Linked DNA regions of Homo sapiens: regions 1 and 3 are each linked to region 2. Evidence: chromatin loops called from intact Hi-C (ENCODE). Cell type or tissue: heart right ventricle. All regions are shown on one strand.

Evidence for each region. Hi-C counts contacts between places; a loop is a spot of excess contacts. Peaks named below come from ENCODE experiments on the same cell type or tissue, not always from the same donor. Only the 100,000 strongest peaks of a DNase experiment are listed, where the experiment ranks them.
Region 1: a loop joins it to region 2, with 4 times the contacts of the local background. A loop is called at or near these places in 16 of 110 quality-filtered maps.
Region 3: a loop joins it to region 2, with 2.7 times the contacts of the local background. A loop is called at or near these places in 5 of 110 quality-filtered maps.

The regions. Positions count from the first base shown.
Region 1 is chr5:152,501,988-152,509,987 of GRCh38, reverse strand. No RefSeq gene overlaps it. Among named protein-coding and RNA genes, the nearest start is that of NMUR2, 100 kb to the right of the region's middle. In heart right ventricle, a CTCF peak has its summit at 4,328 (motif pointing right); a DNase peak (open chromatin) is centred at 4,367.
Region 2 is chr5:152,267,139-152,275,138 of GRCh38, reverse strand. It overlaps LINC01933 (long intergenic non-protein coding RNA 1933), which reads right to left. Exons shown (of 3, transcript NR_109876.1): 2 at 7,784-7,874; 3 at 4,690-4,944. Among named protein-coding and RNA genes, the nearest start is that of NMUR2, 130 kb to the left of the region's middle. In heart right ventricle, a CTCF peak has its summit at 3,520 (motif pointing right); DNase peaks (open chromatin) are centred at 3,498 and 4,825; H3K27ac peaks cover 3,479 bases.
Region 3 is chr5:152,333,906-152,341,905 of GRCh38, reverse strand. LOC105378237 (a long non-coding RNA gene) reads right to left here and starts at 4,239. Exons shown (of 3, transcript XR_944433.2): 1 at 4,043-4,239. In heart right ventricle, no CTCF peak of the experiment used is centred here; no DNase peak of the experiment used is centred here.

The sequences.
Region 1 (8,000 bases), 230 kb before region 2:
CTGGCCAATATAAGAAGACCTTGTCTCTACAAAAAATTGAAAAGTTAGCCAGGCATGGTGGCACACATCTATAGTCCTAGCTACTTGGGAGGCTAAGGCAGGGAGGATCATTTGAGCCCAGGAGTTTTAGGTTGCCTTGAGGGTTGATCATGCCACTGCATTCCAGCCTGGTGACAGAGGGGAACTTGCAGTTGGCATTGGTCAACAGAAAGAGCCCAGTTCTTCTCCACAACAATGCCTGATCCCACATCACACAACCAATGCTTCAAAAGTGAATGAGTTGGGCTACAAAGTTTTGTCTCATCTCCTATATTTACCTGACTTCTCACCAACAAACTATCACTTCTTCAAGCATCTCAGCAACTTTTTGCAGGGAAAATGCTTCCACAACCAGCAGCATACAGAAAATTCTGAGAGTTCCTTGAATCCCAAAGCATGGATTTTTATGCTACAGGAATAAATAAATGTTTCTCATTGGCAAAAATATATCGATTGTAATGGTTCCTATTTTTGTTAATAAAGACGTGTTTGAACCTGGTTATAATGATTTTAAATTCACGGTCTGCAACAGCAATTACTTTTGCACGAACCTAAGGTGTATAAAACAGTTATGTAAGAAAGGCTAAGTGGGGTTTTGGTAAAGTTCAAAATACTTTTCTTCTGAAGAATAACAGTTGTTGGTTATTTTAGTAATATCTCATTTCAAAAGTGACCAAAAATATTAGCTTATAAACAAAAGACTAAGAAAGGCTTAGTTGACAGAGCACCTCACTGCAATTGAGGAGATCAAGTTCTACATCAGCAAATGCCACTCACTTTAGGTGATCTTTAGCAAGTGACTTCTTTGCTCTGAGCCTCATTTTTTTTTTTAAATATAAGACTGGACTAAAATGATATTAGAGTTTATTACAGCATTTGCACCCTGATTGCTGAAGTCAGAGGTTTATGACATGAACAGGCTTGATTACAAAATCCAATCTTCCCAAGCTTTCAGTGATCCATTCTACTTTTTTGAGTTCTTGGAAAGAAACTCCTATTTTATCACACTCACAACACAAACTAAGAAATTCTAAGGTTAAATGGTGAGGTGATAATCATATAACAGATAATTTTCAATTCCAGTAATTCCTGAGCACCTGGAACTGGGCACTGTTCTGTCCTGATAGAGCTTTCATTAGTCTAGTTGATGAGATAGACAGTAAATAAGATACATAAGTAAAATATATACTAGAATAAATAATGTTAGGTACTGAAGGTGTAAAATAGAGCACAAAAACGGGAGGCTAAGGCAGGAGAATGGCGTGAACCCAGGAGGCGGAGCTTGCAGTGAGCCAAGATCATGCCACTGCACTCCAGCCTGGGCGACAGAGCGACACTGTCTCAAAAAGAATAAAAAATAGAACACAAAAAGGGAATAAAAAGTATTCTTAGGTTAAATCTTAGAATTAAAATTTTAGATAAGATGGACAAGGAAGACTTCAGTGAGATGGTGATGGCAGAATAAAAGAACTGAAGAAGTGACCCATGCAGATATCTGGTAAAGAACATTCCAGACAGAGGAAACCACAGTACAAACGCCTTGAGATAGGAACTCACCTAGTATGTTCAATAAACAGACAGCTTGCCATTGTTCTGACTACAGCAGAATGAGCATGAGAAACAGTAACAGGATATGAGCTTGTTGAAGTAATTGGGGGCCTGTGATCATGATAATGACATTGACTTTTATTCTGAGTGAGGTGCAGAGCTATTGGAAGATTTCAAATAGAGACTGTATTTTCATAAAATCAGTTTGTCTGCCCTAATAACAATTATGTGTGTGTATGTCTGTGTGTGGGTCTCTGTGTGTTTGTGTGTGTATGTATGTATGTGTGTATGTATGTGTGTATGTCTTTAGGGGGATGCCAGGGATGAAGGGAGTCCAGTTAGAAGGTTATTGTGATCATTCCAGAAAAAGGTAATGGAGACACTGATCAAAGTGTTTGCAGGAGAAAAGGTGAAAATATGGCCCAGTTCTGGGTATATTTCCAAGAAAGAGATGTGAGGATCTGCTGAGAAATCTGATGTGGGGTTAGAAAGAGTTAAAGAGTTAAAGGCTTTTCTTTAGTGAGCATTCACACATTTCCAGTTGGCCAGTGTGAGGATGTTCATGCTTGACCAGTGTTATGATCAAATATTCCCCTCCATTCTAAGCAACTGCATTGCTTAATCAGAGTTGTGAGATCCTGAAGCTGGACAGAACCATAAAAAAATGACCTGGGCTCATTAGTGGATTATCAATGGAGGTGACAACTTTCCAGGAAATTTCAGATCCTATTCTATGCTTCTAATATGCGTGAACTTCAGCTTCCTTACCTTTGGGTCAGAGCATCTTCGCAAGTCATTCTTGCCTGCCTTATATTTATAGTCATTAATTCAACAAACTGAAGCATTACAGATCTAGCTCCTTGAGGGCAAAGCTAATACTTTTCTATTTCAGAAAATAGATATACATCTCCTCTCTGCACAAGAGTATGAAGTAACCAATAACTGAGTTTTGTTTTCTGTCCAGAAACCATGAATAAAAAATTATTATATCCAACCGTTTCTGACTCAATACTATTAACACAACTATGCTTCCTAGAAAAAAATATATGGATATTACAAAAAAGCAAACATACACAACCCAGAATAACAACTCCCAAATCTGATGGGTCATGTGAATCACCATGGGATTCTGCTGAGGATATAAATCTCTGTACCCCTTAACCTAGTAAATCAAAATCTCTGGCAGCAGAACTTAAGCACACATATTTCTGATACATTTCTCTGCTGAGTCTGATGCTCCTTCAGGTTTAGGAGCCAGTAGCTGAGCATCTCTGTGTTTGTGGACCACCGCTAATAGCACTGGTCTAGTGAAAGCAATGGCCTGTATTATTCTCACAATCACCCACTTGCTGGTGTTTTGCTCAAGAAGGTACCCTAATACTGGTCAGTCATAGAGCCCCTGGCTGTTCCATTTACTCCATCTGGTCTGGAATCATATTCAAGTGGAAGTACATTAGCTCTCTGAATGTGCTCAGCGGTAAGCTATAGCTGGCTCAACAGAGTTTGAGAAGATCCTCCTAACTTCTTGCTAAAAGTTAATGGACATGTATGATCCTATTGAAGTGATGGAAATGCTCGAAAAAAGGTTTATGATGATATAAATTTAGCACCTGGTAAATTCACTAAAAAAGAAATTATTGAATTGTGTGAATGGTGTATATGGTGTGTGAATTAAAATAGGCAAATTATATGATATGTAAAATATGGCTCAGTAACATTTAAAAAATGACCCTCATCTCCTGCAGCTAGAGGGTAGACAGCTAAAAATTAGGCACAGGGATTAATTTTAGAAGAGGCAGAACTTCAGAGAAGACCGAATTCTTATTTTAGACACGTCTTTTATGCCAAAGTGAGGCCCCTGATAAGAAAAGATGTCTCCTACTTGGGATGAGGTTATTTGCATATGTGTTCTTAGATACGTTGAACAACAAGAATGCCAAGATAATCCTGAATCCTTTGGGATTACACAAGTGGCCCATTTTCCCTTACTTGATGGCTGTGAAGAAACCCTAAGTGCAGTAGGTCCCTTAAAATGCAATGCTGGCTTTTCTCAGGATCTATCCTAACCTCCTTTCTAGGCACCAGATCAATAACTCATGTAACATCTCATCATGACCCAACTGGAAAAGTTACGGATATGCTAAAAGAGAAGATGGAGTCTCAGCCAGTGGAACCATAAATGTGGTTTACACGTTCTGGAACCTAGAGAATCTTTGTGTTAGATAAAGGTGGAGAGGAATGGATTATAAAGTTAGGTAAGAGGATTTGTTGGTATGGGACAGTATTCTCAGGCAAGATTTAACACACTGAAAAGACTCTGGGAGAAGGTTCTAATATTTTGCCAAGGTGATATTTGAAAACTTGGAAAAAGACATAGCCAACCTTAAAAATAGAGATAGCAGAATTGCCTTGGCAAACTGTGGAGAATAGAATCAACAGGCACAGAGAAGTGGGTATACTAGAATGTTTCTACTACATATTAGAAAACCTACTGGCTGATTAAGTTCCTCAGAAGGGCTCAGAGGACGTTTCATTTTACTAAAGAATTAAGAAATGCAGTACTCACAGCACTGCTCCAATGAAAGCAACGGCCAGTATTATTCTCACAATCACTCACTTGCTTGTGTTTGGAGGGGAGGGGACCAGCATCATTCATAGTTCATCAGTGGTGGCATCTGAGGCTTACACTGACAATAGGAAACGCTATTGCAAAACTGGGTTTTCTAATAGCAATGGGAGATAGATTACATACTGACGCCAGGTGGCAGCACTTCAACATCAAAAACAGTAGACGTAATTACCATAATCAGCGGCAAGGTTAGAATGGCAGCTACAGGGGTGAGCCATACTCTGGCCTGCAGGATTCTATGGCGTTGGCTTGTAAAACGTGATGTTCCTAGGGGCAATGTAATTGGTCACCTCAATGGATAATTATGATCCCTGTCCAGTTTCCAGGCCTGAGCATTCTCACACCCAGAACCCATTGACTGAAGAAGTAGGCAAGTCTCCTATGAGGAAAAGACACTGCAACATCACGAGAAGTATATATAGCAGTGATTTCAACCAGCTCTTCCCCAGAAATACCTATCACCATTTTCTTGGGTGACAAAACACTGGGGTAAAGGGACTATTCAATTCATTTGAGGGCTGCTGGATACAGGGTCTGGGTTAATTAATACTGATATTAATTACTGATATCCAAAGAAGTGAAGCAGTATTATGTCCTACCTATGAGACTCAGGGATTAAGTAAATAATAAATGGATTTCTAGCTCAGGTTTCTTAAGTCTCTCCCATGACCACCAGTTGGTCTGTAGATCCAAGACCCTGGATCTACAGACCAACTGGTGGTCATGTCCCTAGATCCCAAGTGTTTTATTAGAAAGGACACAATTAGCAGTTGGCAGAACCTTCACATTTCTTTCTTAACCTGTAGGATAAGAACTATCATAATAGGAAAGATTAGGCTATAGCCACAAAAACTACTCCCATGTCTAGCTAAGATGATAAATCAAAAACAGCATTGCACACAGGTGGCATGACAGATTAACATCATTCTCAAAGACATAAAGGTATAATCTTGGCACTATTGGGGGCCAAGATGGGAGGATTGCTTGATCCCAGGAGTTTGAGACCAGCCTGGGCAACATAGAGACCTCATCGCTACAAAAATTTAAAAATTTAACCAGGCTTGGTGGCGCATGCCTGTAGTCCCAGTTACTCAGGAGGCTGAGGTAGGAGAATTGCTAGAACCTGGGAGATCGAGGCTGCAGTGAGCTGTGATTATGCCACTGCACTCCAGCCTCGGTGACAGAGTAAGACCCTGTCTCCCCCTAACCCAAAAAAGACATAAAGGATGTAGGAATGATAGTCTCCCTCATAATCTTACATAATTAATCAGTCTCATCCCTGCCAAAAAAAAAAAAAAAATGGACCCTGGCAAAACAATAGTGGGTTAAACAATAAATTTCCCAAGCAGAAGTCTCCACTGGGTCTTCTGTGCTGAATGTGATACCTTTACTGAAACAGGTGAGCACAGCCTTGGGTCTGTGGTGTGTGGTTAATAAATTATTTCCCCTGCTCATTAGAAGAGCTTCTCCTAATACTGGAGCATCTCTTGATACTCCTGTGCCTAACTCTTACTCTAAATGGGAAAGTTGATCAAGCACAGCCTGATAAAGGCATGATAACCAGCTCTTCAGACATATTAGAGATGAGGATCAGCCTAAGGCAAGCCACCTATACCTGAGAAGTGCTAGCGGAGAGGGAAAGGAGTCTAGGATCGGGGGCAGAGAAAGGAGTTGAGTATGTTTCAGCTCAGGACTAACTACTGCAGCAGGTGCTGTAGTTCATCCCACTAATCCTTCTCTTAAAAATTTCCCAGGACTCGGCTGGGTGTGGTGACTCACGCCTGTAATCCCAGCACTTTGGGAGGCCGAGGCGGGAAGATCACTTGAGGCCAGGAGTTTGAGACCAGCCTGGCCAACATGGTGAAACCTCGTCTCTACTAAAAATATAAAAATTAGCCAGGCATGGTGGTGGGCGCCTGTAATCCCAGCTACCTGGGAGGCTGAGGCAGAAGAATCACTTGAACCCGGGAGGCAGAGGTTGCAGTCAGCCGAGATCATACCACTGCACTCCAGCCTGGGTGACAGAGTGAGACTCCATCTCAAAAAAATAAAAAATAAAAAATAAAAAAATCCCCAGGACTCTTGAACCCAGAATCCTGGAGAGGCCATAACTGGATAAAATGAATGTCATATGAGAAGCAAGTGGTTCTGAGCAATGTGTAGGGAGGACTACAGAAGGCACCACAACACCCTATCCAGCCCGGCCTGGGTGTGCCCTGGGCTGGCATACCCAGACCCCAGCCTCTGTGAGGCGCTGGCTGATTGCTCACTCTGTGCCTCTCCTCTGGAGAACTGTCCCAGCTGACAAGAGTGGCCTCCCCCAGAAAGTTTTGCATGCAACACCTTCTGGAGGTAGCCCACAGCCAATGGCTGACTCATATGTAGTACGAAGGGCTCACCCCTTTGCCTCAAAGTGTGAGGACTCTGCAGGACAACTCCCTGGGCAGTTTATGCTCTGGAATTCCCCACATCCTCACAGATCAGGTCAAGATTAGGCTTCATGTGGGGCCACATTCTTCTCCCCTACTTCCCCTTGGTGCTTCACTCTCTTTTGTAAGTTTACACCTGAATCCTGGTCTGAGGCTCTGTTTCTATGAGACTTGCCCTAAGACACATGGTTTAAATAAGACATAGGTCTTTGGGGCCCCCAAAGAAGAATTCAGGGACTAGGCAGTTTCAGTGTGATATTAGAGCAGCCCCCAAGTCAGAGACCCAGGCTCCTCTTTCTTCCCTTCAACCTTACTTCATGGCTGCTGCCATCACACCCACATTCCACCTAACAGAAAGTCAGGGTGAGATAGCAGCCGAAGTGTGCACCTCATCATGCTTAGTCTTGCTTAGAAGCTTTCATGGACACCCTATTTGATGGCTTTGTTCACATCTAGTGGCCGCAGCCCCCATCAGTAAGAGAAACTGGGAAAGGTAAGCTTTCAGCTAGCCACATAGATGCTACCCATTAACAGCCTATTAGAAAGGAAGATGGGAGAGCAGAGATGCTGGCAGTCTCTGCTACGGGCCCTACAGTCTCTGCTACTATGGCAATGGGGCCTGACACAAGGATTGAAACCTCCTAAGACAGTAGTCTTTTATAGATCACCTCACCAGAGTCACAACTGATCAGGAAGTATGGTGAGAAGAGTATATTTACCTAGTAGAAGTAAAGAAACAATAATATGTGGAACCAGACATGGCTCCCGGGCAGTCTGGGACCTATTCATGGGTTCGTGTATCTAATTCTAGACCATAGAGGTAGGGATAGGTAAGTGCCTTTTGATCCCAAATTCTTCCTATGAAAGCCACTTTTTCTCACCCTCAAGGCATATGCTTTGTTCTCTAAGTAGAACTTGCTGCATAAAGCCTTAACAAAAATGCCCAGGGCTCAGCAGAGCTTACATTTTATTTATTGTACAACTTTTAAATGCTACAGATTCATCCTCAGTACAACTAATTATCATATCAATGAAATCACGGTAGAATTACCAGAACCACTTTCTCTGTCCAAAGAAGACTCAATAAGGAAAATAATTATATCAAATTTCTGCTTAACATAAAAAAGTTAACCCCAAACTGTTTTTTCCCCCAAAGATTCATTAAACCTTGAGGACCAAAAAATAGCTGAAGAGCTTTAATGTATAGTAACATTTTTCTGAATAATCTTATCACCATTTCTTGAATTTGAGAATCTTCTATCCTATAATTCTACCTCTCCAAGTCCTAATAATGTGCCCATTCCAAACAGATCACTTCAGGAATAATCACACCAGCCATAACTACATAATACAGC
Region 2 (8,000 bases):
TTGTTGAAAATTAATTGGCCACAGTTGTGTAGGTTAATTTTGGATAAGGAGTTAATATCCAAAATATACAATTAACTCAAACTACTCAATAACATGAAAACAAATAACTCTATTTTAAGGGCAAAGAAGCTGAATAAACATTTCTCAAAAGGAGACATAAGAATGGCCAACAGATATATTAAAAAATGTTCGACATCTCTAATCATCAGAGAAATGCATATTAAAACTAAAATGAGATATTACCTCGTGCCTGTTAAATTAGCCATGATCAAAAAGATGAAAGATAAGTGTTGATGAGGATGTGGAGAAAAGGGAACCCTTGTACACTGTTGGTAGTATTGCAAATTAGTACAGCCATTTTGGAAAACAGTATGAAGGCTCTTCAAAAATTTAAAAATAGAATTACCATATGATCCAGCAATCCCACTTTTGGGAATATATCCAAAGAAAATGCCATCAGTATGTTGAAGAGTTATCTGCACTCCTATGTTCACTGCAGCATTATTCACAATAGCCAAGATAGGGAATCAACCTAAGTGCCTATCAATAGATGAATGGATTTTTTAAATGCAGTATATGCACACAATGCCATACTATTACTCCTTAAAAAGCAGGAAATCCTTTCATTTAAGATAATATGAATGAACTTAGAGGACATCATGCCAAGTGAAATGAGCTAAGCACAGAGAGACAAATACCACATGATCTCATCTCGTTTGTATGTTGGATCTAAAAAAAGTTGAACTCAGAATTAGAGAGTAGACAGCAGACTAACACAGGAACAAAAAACCAAACACTGCATGTTATTACTCATAAGTGGGAGACGAACAATGAGAACACATGGACAAAAAAAAAAAAAAGTAGAGAGTAGAATGGTGGTTACCAGAGGCTGGAGGTGGGGCAGGGGGTTGTGGACAGGGAAAGGAGAGATGTTGGTTGAAGTTTCAGTTAGGAGGAAAAGGTTCTGGTGGTCTATTACATAGCATGGTAATTACAGTTAATAATTCAAAAGACTGGATTTTAAATCTCACCACAAAGAAACTGTAAGTATTTGAGATGATGGATCCACCTAATTTGATCATTTCACAATGTGTTCATGTATTGAAACATCACATCACATTGTACCCCATAAATATGTATAATTAACATTTGTTAGTTAAAAATAAAATTTTAAAAAGGCAAGTGAGAACAATCATGTAGCACCCTGTAGGCCACAGTGAAGAATTTGAGTTTTATTCTAAGGTGGCTGGAAGCCACTGAAAGTTTTACGCAGGGTAGGACACTATACAACTTATATCTTACAGAGATCATGCACTTGACTTATAAAAACACTCCATGCAGGATCCTTCCTATTCTTTCCTGGTTTGTAGAAATCTCTGAGGCCCTAAAAGAGCTCAGAGTATCAAGACAAAGGTACCCTGTTGGGGCTCCTAGATAATCATATGAGTGGCCCCATGCTAACCAGGAACACTAATGTTGAGTTGTTATGGAGTAAAAATTCACTTTATTTTATTAAGCCAATGAGAAAAGAAAGGAGGAAAAGAGAGAGAGACGGAATAAGAGGAGGAGAGAGGGAGAGGGAAGGATTATTCTGGCTGTTACATAAAGAATTCAAATGTGGGGTCAGGGAATGAACAAAACAGGAAGTATAAAGACCTTCTCTTTATTTCCCTTGTAATACTTTACATAGAACAGGTTCGTTCTCTGTCTCTCTGTCTCTTCTTTCTTCCTTTCTTCCCTTCCTTTTCTATCCCTTTCCTTCCCTCCCTCCCTCCTTCCTTCCTTTTCTTTCATGGATTCAGTCAAAAACCAGCTAAACTATGGCACGAACAAGTAGACAACCACCTTCCTTATAGACGCTGGCTGTTAGGGAAAGCAACAGAAAATAAAAGTGGCAGCCCAAGTTGACCTAAGACAACATCCACCAGGTACCCTACTTCCCCTTTCAGAGCTAGGTTTGATCTTTTTTTCATCAGATGATGATGATGATATCAAACCTCAGACTGCCTTTTCGAGTCCTTGGCAGATACGCAACATTGGCTTTCACACCATTGACTACAAAAATAACAAGGCACAGGTAATTGAGTTGCAGTCTGTAACCAGGTAATTGCTAACCCAGGACCTCCTTTGCCAGATCCTCCTACTGCCCAAGCACTATATGTACATTACATGTGTATCTATATTCATATTTACTCACCAAGAAGCATTCATTAAGCACCTACTTTGTACTAGGCACAGTTCTGAGTGCTAGTTATACAATAGTGAGGCAAATAGACAAAATCTCTGCTCTTTTCTCACTACATTAGTCAAAAACCACGGACAAGACAGATGAGACCCCTAGTCTCATAGACAAATACACATCATTTCAGATGCAGATAAAAGGTATGAAGAAAATAATAGACTGTAATAAAATAGAGTGTCTGAAGAAAGAGCAGCAGAATGCAAAGTGGGGCAGGCATGGAAGCTGGCATTCTTTTACGGAGGAAAGAGGTGATAAACAAACAAGCAAAATGTGTCCAATGGATAAAGCAGGGAGGATTGGAGCAATGATGAAAAGAATATTAAGAAGTGGGTTAATATAAAGTCATGTTTTCAAGCCTTGTGATTTTTTAGTTATGGGGGTCAGGGAAAAGAAAGGAGTCAAGGATGTCTCCTCTACTTCTGGTTTGTGCACTGGATGGTGGTGTCATTTAGGGACACTGAAGGAAAACCAAATTTGTGGGGAGAAGATCCTGAGTTTTGTTCTGAACGTTCCTCTGTGATGTTCAAATGGCGACATCAAGTAGATAGACAATCAGCATCAATGACATTCAGATGATAATTGACATTTTGAGCATGGATGAGAGTTCATAAAAATCTGATCTACACTGCAGGTTGGTATGACAGCCCCATGAATTTGTTCATGAACAGACTCTTCTACTTTCCTCTCTACCATCCTAAGATTGTGGCCCTTGTCACATGGTTCAAGATGGCTACTAGAGCTCCAGCTGTTAAGTCTGGTCAGGCAGGAAGCACACTAGTGTTTCCTCTCTGCCATTAGCTTGCTTTTAGGCCTTAGCAAACTCATTTCCCCCCTTGGACCAGTTTGTCCATTCAATTTGTCAAGTTCCTTGTTGTTTTATCACATCCTGACTCTGTGTCAGAATGGGAGTTGACTGGCTTCCAACCAAAGCCAGTCAACTATTTAACTATTTCATTTCTTATTGGTGCTTTGGATGGGAGTTTTCCAGGGAACTCAGGGTAATTGCTTTTGTCTCTGTTTCCCAAGGGGCTGACTTTGATTCAACACTCTTCTCATCTGCAGGTTAAATTTGGGTCTTTTATCTGCATTAAACTTACCGGGAACTATCCTTTATGTGGTGTCAAACACATCACATGGCTGGCTATTACTGGCTGAATTTAGACTCGCCCTTTCAGCTAAAGATCCTGGGTTGTGCTCTGATGGTCGGGGCTGAGCAAGTTGACTTTCATCTCCCTTGGGATCCTCTCTCTGAGAGCTGTGGGTAATCTGAACCAGCCACTGGGTGTCAGCATTGCTTTGTCCATTTAAAGGAAAAGTAGATATTTGTGTGGTTTGGGAGTTGTTCATGCAGTAAGTTTGGGCTCTAAAGTGAGCACAACCACTTTACAATTCACATTTTACACAATTCACATTTTTTTGGCACTTAGCATCAACCAAAGGAGTTCGCTTCTCTATCATTACATCCGGACTCTTCCTGCTCGTTTTGGCTCTTCCATGTCCCTCACCTGGATTACTGCAACAATCCCCATTTCCAGTTTTGTGTTGCTGAAGTCTATCTTTTTCATCCAGTTACAATCAGGACTGTAACAGGCTCATTTGCTAATAATAAGCCACCTGTCACTGGAGGTTTGCAAACAGAAGGAGGAAAACTACCTGGCAGGAATTTTTGTAGAGAAAAATTTATGTAAATAAATGTATTATAAATATAAATATAAACACACATATATGTTATATATATGTATATAGTCACAGGTTATAAATATTTGGTCCACAATGGCCAGCATATATAACAATGGTCCCATAAGATTATAATAACCTATGTTACTATATCTTTTCTATTTTTAGATATGTTTAGATACACAAATACCATTGTGTTACAATTCCCCACAGCATTCAATATAGTAACAAGTTGTACAGGATTGTAGCCTAGGAGTCATAGGCTATACCATATAGCCTAGGTGTGTAGCAGGCTATACCACCTAGGTTTGTGTAAATATGCTCTATGACAGCAGTCCCCAACCTTTTTGGCACCAGGGACCAGTTTTGTGGAAGACAATTTTCCCCAAGCAGGGAAGGGGGATGGTTTCCAGATGAAACTGTTCCACCTTGGATCATCAGGATTAGATTCTCATAAAGAGCACACAACCTAGATTCTTTGCATATGCAGTTTGCAATAGGGTTCATGCTCTTATGAGTATCTAATGCCTCTGCCGATCTGACAGGAGGCAGAGCTCAGGTGATAATGCTGGCTCACCCACCACTCCTGCTGTGTGGCTCAATTCCCAATAGGCCACAGACCTGTACCAGTCTGTGGCCTGGGGTTTGGGGACCCCTGTTCTAATCTATCTTTTTAGCAAAGAGAAAACATGTCTCAGGCTCAGAGCCTTGGCAGGTATATTAGCTATCTATTGCCACATTAATATCTGTAGGAAACAAAAACAACTCAGTGCCTTTCAACAATAAACTTTTATTTAGCTCAGGAATCTGCAGGTCTGTCTTTAAGACCAGTGGTTCTTTGTTCTTGGTCTGGACTTGCCTCAAAGTCATGCGGTTACATTCACAGCTGGTTCTTGGCTGGGATGACTGGACTCTGCTTCATGTATTTCTCACATCTTTTCAGTACATTATCCCAGGCATGTTCTCATTGCAGAGGAGCTATCCCAGTCACACAAGAGTTTTTCACGCTTCTGTATGTGTCAAATCTGCTAAAACAACATTGGGGAGAGCAAGTATTATGGCTGAATTCAGAATCAAGAGATGGAGACAGGAACTTGCCTAGTAGTGAGGGAGACCCAAAGTCATGTGGCAAAGAATATGACACAAGGTGGGATGAAAGATTCATTAATGGTCTCAGTGCATCTACTAGAGCAGGCAAGGTTGTCTAGCCAGAATTTAGTAGAATGTCTTTTGTTGTATTTTTTAAACTTTCTTTTGTGCCAAGTGATGAAGGTTTTCAATGACGGTAGTAATACAAAGTTTCTTTTAAAAAAAAATTTGAGACAAATGTAGGTGAATGTAAAAAAATCTTTTTCAAAAAGTAGGCCATGTTATACAGAGGTATGGCAAAAGTTATCAGAGGAAGGGAGTGACAAGTTAAGAAAACTGAAACAGGATGACTGTAATTGAGACTGCAAGCAGGGGATGCATGCAAGAAATGTTGCAGACTAAGCAAAATCAGGTTACTCCATGTGAACACACTCCATGTGTTCTGCTGAGTTAGGCTAAACAAACATTTGTTGAGTGTCAACTACCTGCTTGACACAGTAGCAGAAGCCCGAGTAATAAAGATGAAAAGCTCAAAATCCCTCCTAAGGCAGTAACTATAACTTTGACATACTAGGGTAAACTGTACATATAGTTGATGTGTTTCTGGGTATCTACAGAAATAGCACTAAGCTTAGGCTGGGAAGTGGGCTTTGGGAAAGGACTTCCCAGAGAAGGCTCTGGAAGGATGAATAGAGGGTGCCCTGGTGAAAAGGGTAAGAGAGGCAAGAAGGGGGGTCTCCAGGCTTGAGCCTTTAAAGGCATGCAGAATATAAAATTCTCCTTGGAAATTTCATTCTTACTGAAGCCCCATGTTTGAGACAGGACATGAGACTAACTGTTGGGAGCAGCCAGGCGTAGACATCTCTAAGCTAGAATTCTGAGTTAGGCAGCTTAGAATTTATCCGGTTATGAACAACAGGGAGTCATGGAAGGTTCTTAAGCAGAGAAAAGACACAGTTAGTTTCGTGTTTTAGAAACTTGCCCACCTATCCCTGCATCCAAAGAGATATCACATCTAATCTAGCCACATTTAGCTATATATAAAAATACACAAGCAGCCATGTGTCACTTAATGATGGGTATACATTCTGAGAAATGTATCATTAGGCAATTTTATTGTTGTATAGACATCATAGAGCAGGGGTCCTCAAGCCCCAGGCTATGGACTGGTACCAGTCTATGGCCTGTTAGGAACTGGGCAACACAGCAGGAAGTCAGTAGCAGGTGAAAAAGCATTATCAGCTGAGCTCTGCCTCCTGTTAGATCAGTGGCAGCATTAGATTCTCATAGAACCATGAACCCTATTGTGAACTGTATATGTGAGGGATCTACGTTGCATGCTTCTTATGAGAATCTAATGCCTGATGATCTGAGGTGGAATAGTTCCATCCCAAAATCATCCCCCAACCATCTGTGGAAAAATCGTCTTCCACAAAACTGGTTCCTGGTGCCAAAAAGGTTGGGGATGGCTGGATTAGAAAGTATTAGAGAAGTGTTACAATGTACACACAGGTCAAGACATCACAGAATAACCCACCCTCCATGCCCAATGTACCCCATAAATATACACAATTATTATTTGTCAATTAAAAATAAACAAAATTTAAAAAGAGAAAGTGTTAGAGAAGTGTTAAAATACTAGCACCCAATTCAGAATGTCTCCCTGAAATAATTAGACAGAATGAAATGAAACTGCAAAGGGAATAATTGTCTCACTTCATAACTCAAATGTGATTTATAATAGTTTACATATAAAATTACCTCTCCCACACTTTGTGATAGACTGCCCTAGTTCTCACCATTTCTAACTTTTTTGTGAACAAAGGATGCTTCCAAAATTGTCTTAGGCTCATTGCCTAAAAACTAAAGCCCAAATTTGATTCAAATTCTAGGTGTTCCATGATTGGTCCCAGCTTTGCTCCCCGCCCCACGCTTACACCCACTGTGTCCCTTTCTTTGCATAACCAGTGCAACAACCCAACTTCTTCAATGTTTATTGAGCACCAATGGCAGCTGCTTAGGCAGAGCCAGACCCTAGCTAGGAGGTGGGGGAAAAGGTGATGATTAAGATGCAGCCTTCACTTTTATCAAGCTCTCAGCTTCTAAGTAAAACATGGAAGCAGCCACATAACTCTACTGTAGTGTGTAAAAAGTAATTCCAGAAAACTATAGAAATCCATAGGATTGGTATCTAACACAAACAGTCAGAAGTAGGTGAAGCTTGATTTAGAGATGGATCTGAAGGGGAATTCATGCCATTATATAAAACGAAACCTCTCCAGAGTCTTCTGCCACAATCTGGAATAAGTATATACTTTTCTGGACCCCTATCGTACTTCATAGCACATCTTTTATTATTTATACTTCATTCATCCATTCTCTTAGACTATTGACTCTTTGAGAACATTGATCATTTATCTTTGCACCCACCACAGCAGTAGCAGGTCATGAAGCAAATACCAGATACTGGCACATGTTTGGTTGATGGATGGGTGAATAGATGGATAAATGGATGGGTGAAAGAGAAGCTTTTGGCACATTTAAGTGTCTTCATTTAGGTAGCTACCTAATCCTGCGATTCCCAAATCTGGCAGCCCATGAAGTGTATTTAGGGAGCTTTAAAATATATATTCCCTGGGACCTGCTTCCTTAGAATATTCTGATTTGACAGACATAGGGTGGGTCTCAGTAGCCTATATTTTAGCACACTTACCAGAAGATCCTGATGCATCTGGTCCAAGGACTGCATGCTTAGGGATCATAAGGCTAACTCACCTGAGTGTCACATTGGCTCCATACTCTCACGTGTCCTATTTTTGAGATGCTTGGCCTCCTTTTCACCGATGGTTCAGCCTACTCAGATAATCTGCAAGAGGAAAGTACACTTATGACTTGGAAAATTCCATAAGGAGTTGTAACAGCAGTAATAACAATAATGTACTGCCTGCCATGTATTATATATCTAGCAAGTGTCTGGCATTCTGCTGAGTGC
Region 3 (8,000 bases), 67 kb before region 2:
TGATAAGCAACTTCAGCAAAGTCTCAGGATACAAAATCAATGTACAAAAATCACAAGCATTCTTATACACCAACAACAGACAAACAGAGAGCCAAATCATGAGTGAACTCCCATTCACAATTGCTTCAAAGAGAATAAAATACCTAGGAATCCAACTTACAAGGGATGTGAAGGACCTCTTCAAGGAGAACTACAAACCACTGCTCAAGGAAATAAAAGAGGACACAAACAAATGGAAGAACATTCCATGCTCATGGGTAGGAAGAATCAATATCGTGAAAATGGCCATACTGCCCAAGGTAATTTACAGATTCAATGCCATCCCCATCAAGCTACCAATGACTTTCTTCACAGAATTGGAAAAAACTACTTTAAAGTTCATATGGAACCAAAAAAGAGCCCGCATCGCCAAGTCAATCCTAAGCCAAAAGAACAAAGCTGGAGGCATCACACTACCTGACTTCAAACTATACTACAAGGCTACAGTAACCAAAACAGCATGGTACTGGTACCAAAACAGAGATATAGATCAATGGAACAGAACAGAGCCCTCAGAAATAATGCCGCATATCTACAACTATCTGATCTTTGACAAACCTGAGAAAAACAAGCAATGGGGAAAGGATTCCCTATTTAATAAATGGTGCTGGGAAAACTGGCTAGCCATATGTAGAAAGCTGAAACTGGATCCCTTCCTTACACCTTATACAAAAATCAATTCAAGATGGATTAAAGATTTAAACGTTAGACCTAAAACCATAAAAACCCTAGAAGAAAACCTAGGCATTACCATTCAGGACATAGGCGTGGGCAAGGACTTCATGTCCAAAACACCAAAAGCAATGGCAACAAAAGCCAAAATTGACAAATGGGATCTAATTAAACTAAAGAGCTTCTGCACAGCAAAAGAAACTACCATCAGAGTGAACAGGCAACCTACAACATGGGAGAAAATTTTCGCAACCTACTCATCTGACAAAGGGCTAATATCCAGAATCTACAATGAACTCAAACAAATTTACAAGAAAAAAACAAACAACCCCATCAAAAAGTGGGTGAAGGACATGAACAGACACTTCTCAAAAGAAGACATTTATGCAGCCAAAAAACACATGAAAAAATGCTCATCATCACTGGCCATCAGAGAAATGCAAATCAAAACCACTATTAGATATCATCTCACACCAGTTAGAATGGCAATCATTAAAAAGTCAGGAAACAACAGGTGCTGGAGAGGATGTGGAGAAATAGGAACACTTTTACACTGTTGGTGGGACTGTAAACTAGTTCAACCATTGTGGAAGTCAGTGTGGCGATTCCTCAGGGATCTAGAACTAGAAATACCATTTGACCCAGCCATCCCATTACTGGGTATATACCCAAATGACTATAAATCATGCTGCTATAAAGACACATGCACACGTATGTTTATTGCGGCATTATTCACAATAGCAAAGACTTGGAACCAACCCAAATGTCCAACAATGATAGACTGGATTAAGAAAATGTGGCACATATACACCATGGAATACTATGCAGCCATAAAAAATGATGAGTTCATGTCCTTTGTAGGGACATGGATGAAATTGGAAACCATCCTTCTCAGTAAACCATCGCAAGAACAAAAAACCAAACACCGCCTATTCTCACTCATAGGTGGGAATTGAACAATGAGATCACATGGACACAGGAAGGGGAATATCACACTCTGGGGACTGTGGTGGGGTCGGGGGAGGGGGGAGGGATAGCATTGGGAGATATACCTAATGCTAGATGACACGTTAGTGGGTGCAGCGCACCAGCATGGCACATGTATACATATGTAACTAACCTGCACAATGTGCACATGTACCCTAAAACTTAAAGTATAATAATAATAAAAAAAAAGAAAAAAAAAAGATTAAAAATAAAAAATAAAAAAATTAAAAAAAAAAAAAAAGGTATTGTCATCCCCATTCTGGAACTCTGGTCCTAGGACATTTTGACTTACTTTTATTTACCCACAACCAGTTGTTAGTCTTTTGGAAAGTTAATGATCACTTTGAAAAACGAAATGTATGTGCCTTCTGTTTAGCACAATATACATATGAAATATATGTATATATACATATAAAATATTCAGTGAAATATACCTATAAAAACTTTTCAGGGGAGTGTCTTGGCCTTCTAAAGCCCATACTTGGCCATGCTCACAAAACTAAAATCCCCTGCCTTCCATTTAATAATGTCCATCCTTGATTTAACTCTCAGCGTGTTACTTCTTCCTGCTCCTTTCCTATTTTTACCTGTTTTCTTCAATTCTTGCTACATGCAAGGGTTTTCAGCCGTTCCCTTCTTGCCTGCCTCCATCCCCCCATTAAGCAACATAGCTCCATAACTACTAAAAATAAAAATATTTGGGTCAATAATTTCAAGTATACATTGCCAGAGCTAAAAAAAAATAGTTGCAATATTATACAGGGAAGATCCTAAATTATCTTCCCCTCTAATAATTACAATTCCTCAGACTCCAATTTACATGCTATCTTGTCACGTCTACTTCTACCATATCTGAAGCCAACTCTTAGTTCATAATAATGCCTCCAAGTACAGGGCAAACTTGTTACTGTAGCTTATAGCATCTTTTCTTCCATGAGAATATATCCACAATATCTCTTCCAAAGGTAGCACTTCATTGGGGTCTATGCTGAAATTCAGCAGGTACCCAGAGATAAAACATTGTTTCTATAAGTGATCAACATGTTTAATCAATGGAAAGACCCTGGACTTTTTCCTGTCATGTAGAACTATATATACTACATGTGAGACCTTAGGCAAGTCCCTCTGAGCCTTGCCTTAGTTATCTGTAAAATGGGAATATGAATAGGAGTAAGGGTGATGGTAAGCACTGGATAAGAAAGCCTGTATTTACCACCCAGGAGTCATTTATCAGTTGAACACCTATTAATTAAGAACTTGCTATGAGTTGGCTGTCACACTGACACTAAGAATGCAACTATGAGATAGATGTATTGCATGCCCTAAAGTTGCTTGCCGTGTTTTCAGGAAAGCAGATCTTGGCAACTGTATGTTGGAAGAATACACAGGATGTTCTAGGAACCCAGAGAAGGAACACTCAGAAAAATACTTAGCACACAATAAGCACAATAGCAAATGTCAGTTCTCTTCCTCCCTTAGCTGACAGGTAGACAGACCTTCCAGTAACAAAACGAATAATCTTTTTACAGATAGTGGGTGCCCTAGAGGGTAAGTTGTTGGTAATGCCTGTCTTCTCAGACACTAACAGGTGTCATCTCCCATCATCCATCCAAAAAAAAGCAAGCGGGGGAAATCCCCAAAGCTTCCTTAGGCAGAGGAAAAAGAGCCATTTAGAACAAATGAGTTGAGCCCAACTGTTCACTCCATTCATTAGAAGACGTCATTGTCCTTATCTTGTGGCCAGGAGAGCAATAAGAAAGAAAACAGCCAGGAAAATTAATTAGGGCCCAGATAATTTTAGTAAAATGTTATTAGAGGTCAGTGTAAATTGTGGGGAGGGGAAGATGTACTGCCTCTGGGACACCTAGTCCTGTTTTAACTGGATGGCTCAGGTCTAACCAGTCCAAAAAAACACCCACTGACTCCCAAGCATTGCTTGTAGGGCTTATTTGCTTATAGTTGAATCATATTTCTTAGCCTTCTTCCTCCAACTTGCACCTTGCCCAACATCTGCTCCCATCCCACTTTTCTTAATGACCCCCTGTCTTCCATTCCAGGAGCCCCTACCTGAAGCACATTTGTGGCACTTTCTCTGTTAGACAAGTGCCCAGACAAGAACCAGGCTTTTGGTCCCAGATTCTGCCACTAATCTACCATAACACTTTGGGCAAATCTATCCTCCTCACTTGGTCTCAGTTTTCTTATGTGTAAAATGGGAAAGCTGGAATCGACTTTTCATTATCTCTATTATCTTTCTACTATATTTGATTCTAAAAAAAAGGTACATGCATGTCCTATGATTTCAATAGAACAGTTTTAATAGCTGATGAGTAAGCACCCTTACCTGACATTAGATAACAGGATGGTATTGCTTTATGTTTGCTCCCATTGAAAATTCAAATCCAAGTGTTTTCATCCATTTTGTGCTGCTATAACAGAATATCTAAGATTGGGATATTTATAAAGAACAGAGATATATTTCTGGCAGTTCTTGAGGATGAAAAGTCCAAGGTCAAGAGGCCACACATCTGGTGAGGGCCTTCTTGCTGCATCATTTCATGGTTGAAGGCAGAAGGGCAAGAGAGGAAGAGATCAAACTCACAGCCTCAGTCTCTTTTATAATCAGTGTTAATCCATTAAAGAGGGTGGAGTTCCATGACCTAACCACCTCCCATTAGACCCTACCTCTCAACACTGTTGTATTGGGGATTAAGTTTCCAACACAGGAACTTTAGAAAATATATTCAAACCATAACACAAAGTAAAGGAGTTGACTTCTCTGCCAGATATCTGATGTGAGCTAGCTTTCTCTTTCGAGCTTCCCGCTCATCCTTCCACAGCCCTGTCAACATCCCAGCTTTCCTTCACCTGTATTGCTGGATTAGTTCCTTACATTGGTGTAGTATCTTATTCTTATAAAGGAAAGCAAGGCTGAGAAAACTTAATGGAATTGTTAAAGTCATGTATCAATTAAGTGATAGTCTAAACTCAGACTCAAATCTAACCATCGCTTTTTTCACTGTATTACAATGCTCCTCTTAGACAGCATTAGAAATTTCAAAACTGATAGTTCGACATTTCAAAACTAACATTCTAACAGTCTAGGATGGCAAGAGGGTGATACTAATTTAAAAATCACTAATGATTCCAGTCTAAAAAATAATTCAGTAATGAATAAAAGTATAGGAAAGACAAAGACCAGGTATGTAAGGAAGGAAAACAAGCAATTTTTCTTTGGCTTCACCAAAGAAGGTGAAACCAACTCTAATGGAGCTAAATCAGCTCCTTGGCAATAGGAAAAAATATTGCAAATGCAGTTTTGAGATTAAATTTTTTAAAAAGAGCAATGTAAGGATTTTTTCCTTCTCTTTTAGTTTTTTTATTTGCTCTTTTATTAATATTCTATATTTCATAGTTACAGAAAAAACCTCCTATTGCATAGTGAAAATAAATTGGTAACATCAGCATTTTCTCTTCACAGCTGGGTCCCAGGTTGGTAATGTTTTTCTCCCATAAAACCATAATCCTATAAAATTTAAGGTTATTAAGTTGCAGGTGAATAATTCATGAAGCAATTATAAAACATTTATGATGGAATATTGTGAGCTTCCAAATAAAAGAAAACATTTGGGGTCGCCAAATTGACAAACTTTGGGAGCTGCGTTTAGATCTCCCCTGAGGGACTGAGATGGGCCTTCTCTGCGCTTTGCAGCCTTGGACATTCAGAGACAGACTAAAGTCTCTCCAAGAGATTTCTGAAAGACACCTCAACAACTCAGTCAGCCGTTGTCACAATCAACTGAAGAGATGTAAGTACTGCCTGCTGATAATAATAATGGTGAGAAGAACAAAGCTTTGGAGAGTATATTCTGTGTTAGGCACTGTGAAAATCACTTTACATGCATTAGGGCACTAATCCTCACAATGACTCTCTAAAATCAACATTACTCTTATCAGCCCCATTATTTTGCCCATGAAACAGGATCAACAAGCTTAATAACTTGCCAAAGATCACATATGCAGCCAGTGGCTGAGCTGAGATTCAAACTCAAGCAGTCTAACCCTTGAGCTGCTACTCTTAATCACAATGATGTACAGCCAGGCAAGACAGGGGCTGGAGAATGAGGAATTATGACATCACTAATGTGTCATTTACACACAGTTTGTCCTATTCGTCGAGGCATTTTTACATGTATTATTCGATCTTCACAGGCTTCTACAGCATTATTGTTGGGTATTGTCGGACAGATGTTATTGTCTCCATTTTGCAGATGAGTAAACTGAAGTCCAGAAAAGTTAAGTGACCCAGTTAAGGTCACATAGCAAGTCAGTAGAGGAACCATAACTATAGCTTGAGGGCTTAATTCTATTGATGTATCCTGCATAAAATAACAGAGCTAGAGAAGAGTTTCCTTGCCAAACCTCCCATTCAATACAGCATCTCTGAAGACAGATCTCCCAATTTCTATTTGAGCACCCCCAGTTATAACAACCTCCTTGATTAGTGCAAAAATGCCTTCCACTGTTGTGAAATTCTGAAAGGCTTTTTATCCTGTCAGTATTTGTCTCCTTACAACAGACTATTGTTTCATCTAGAAGGACATAAATCTTCTCGCTTCTCCTTTCTGCAGTCACATACCACTTCCTCATAGCAGGGTTTTCTCCCATCACTTTCAGCTTAACATCTTTACCCTGCAAACTTCAATTATTCTTTATATTCCATGTGTTTTTAACCTATCTCCCTTCTTGTCTCTCTGGATGTGCCCCAACATGTTAATGCTTCCTTCCAAACAAAATTGAAACTTATCTCCAGTGACATGTTTGGAGCTGAGTACTCTCTCCCTCCTACGTGGAACTGTGACCATCCTTCCCTCTATTGATAGAAGTGAATCTAGCTGCAATCCCATTAACTATTGTCCCAATGCACTAATGTGAAGCAGGTGCCCTATGTCAAAGATTTTTCATTTGAATTGCTATCAAACTAAGTTACCTTTATCACATCTCTCCTCTGTACACACTCACTTCATCTCCTGCAGCATATGGTAACTTCAAAACATCTTTCAGCACAGGCAGAAATAGAATTCCCAACACTATCCATTTATCTGCATTTTCTCTGCAACACTGAGCAGTAAGCATGGCCTGAGCCTCTGATGATGTTCAAAGTAGTCCAAGGAGACAGAAGACAAAATGCCCACTGAGGAACAGGATGAATAATTCTCTCTGATGGAAGATAACTTTGTTCTATTAGATTCTCAACATGATGTGGCTTTGTTTCAGGGGCCAGTATCTGATCATTGCCTCCATGCTATATTGATGGTCCATCTACTCTTCCGGACTGAGAGGGATCTTAAGGACATCTTATCCAATCCCCTCAGTCTAATAGCAAGCTGAGGCCCAGAGAAAAGAAGGAACTTGCCCAATCAGTGCTAAAGGTGGGACTCAATCTCAGATCTCAGGGCTCCAAAGCTCTCTCCACTACATTTGAGTGTTAGAGATCATCTAGTCCAACGCTGCATTTATAGTTGGGCAAACTGGGGCACAAAGAGAAAAGGTTTTTCAGCTCAGGAGTGCTCACAGCAAGGACAACTCAGGTTTTGTTACCAATGTTTTTCATTGAAGAAAAAATAAAATATTATTTCCTGCATTTCTGTGCTGGATGAGGGCATCCAGTCCATATTACTGACAATAATGCCCGCATGGTTTAACTTCTTCCTTCAGTACTACAGGCATCTTGCAAGAAGAGCCAGATCTCATCTTGACCATTATATCACCTCTACATGTTTCCCAATAAAAATAGACACGCTTGATTCTCTAGGTCATGCTGGCCTCATTATATGAGACTACCAGGGAGTAGAAGTTCAAGTCAAAGTAGAAATGACAGGGAACTCCAAATGCATTCTCAGTCAGCAACTTCTGTCTGACCATCGATGACACTGGCCTAAGAATTCACTCCAGTCAGTCTCACACAGAAAGCCCAAAGATGAGTACTCTTTAAACAATTTCATCAATGAAAGCCCCCACAAGCACACTCAATTGTCAATATTCTGCAAATACTCAATTGCCAATATTCTTCAAGCAAAATTTTATTATCCATTCTCTGCAGGCAACACACTGTTACCAGCCCCCTATCATGAATGCCCATTTTTCTACCTGTTTTGTGCCTCTTGTGAGGATAATCTGTATCTCCAGGCAGAATTGCATCACTGTGCTTAGGAGTTAGCCATAGGATGCTGTTGAATGAAGCAAAGAAGGATGAGCAGGTGTCAGTAGGGAAAACTATATACAGGAGTGGCTTAGGGTGA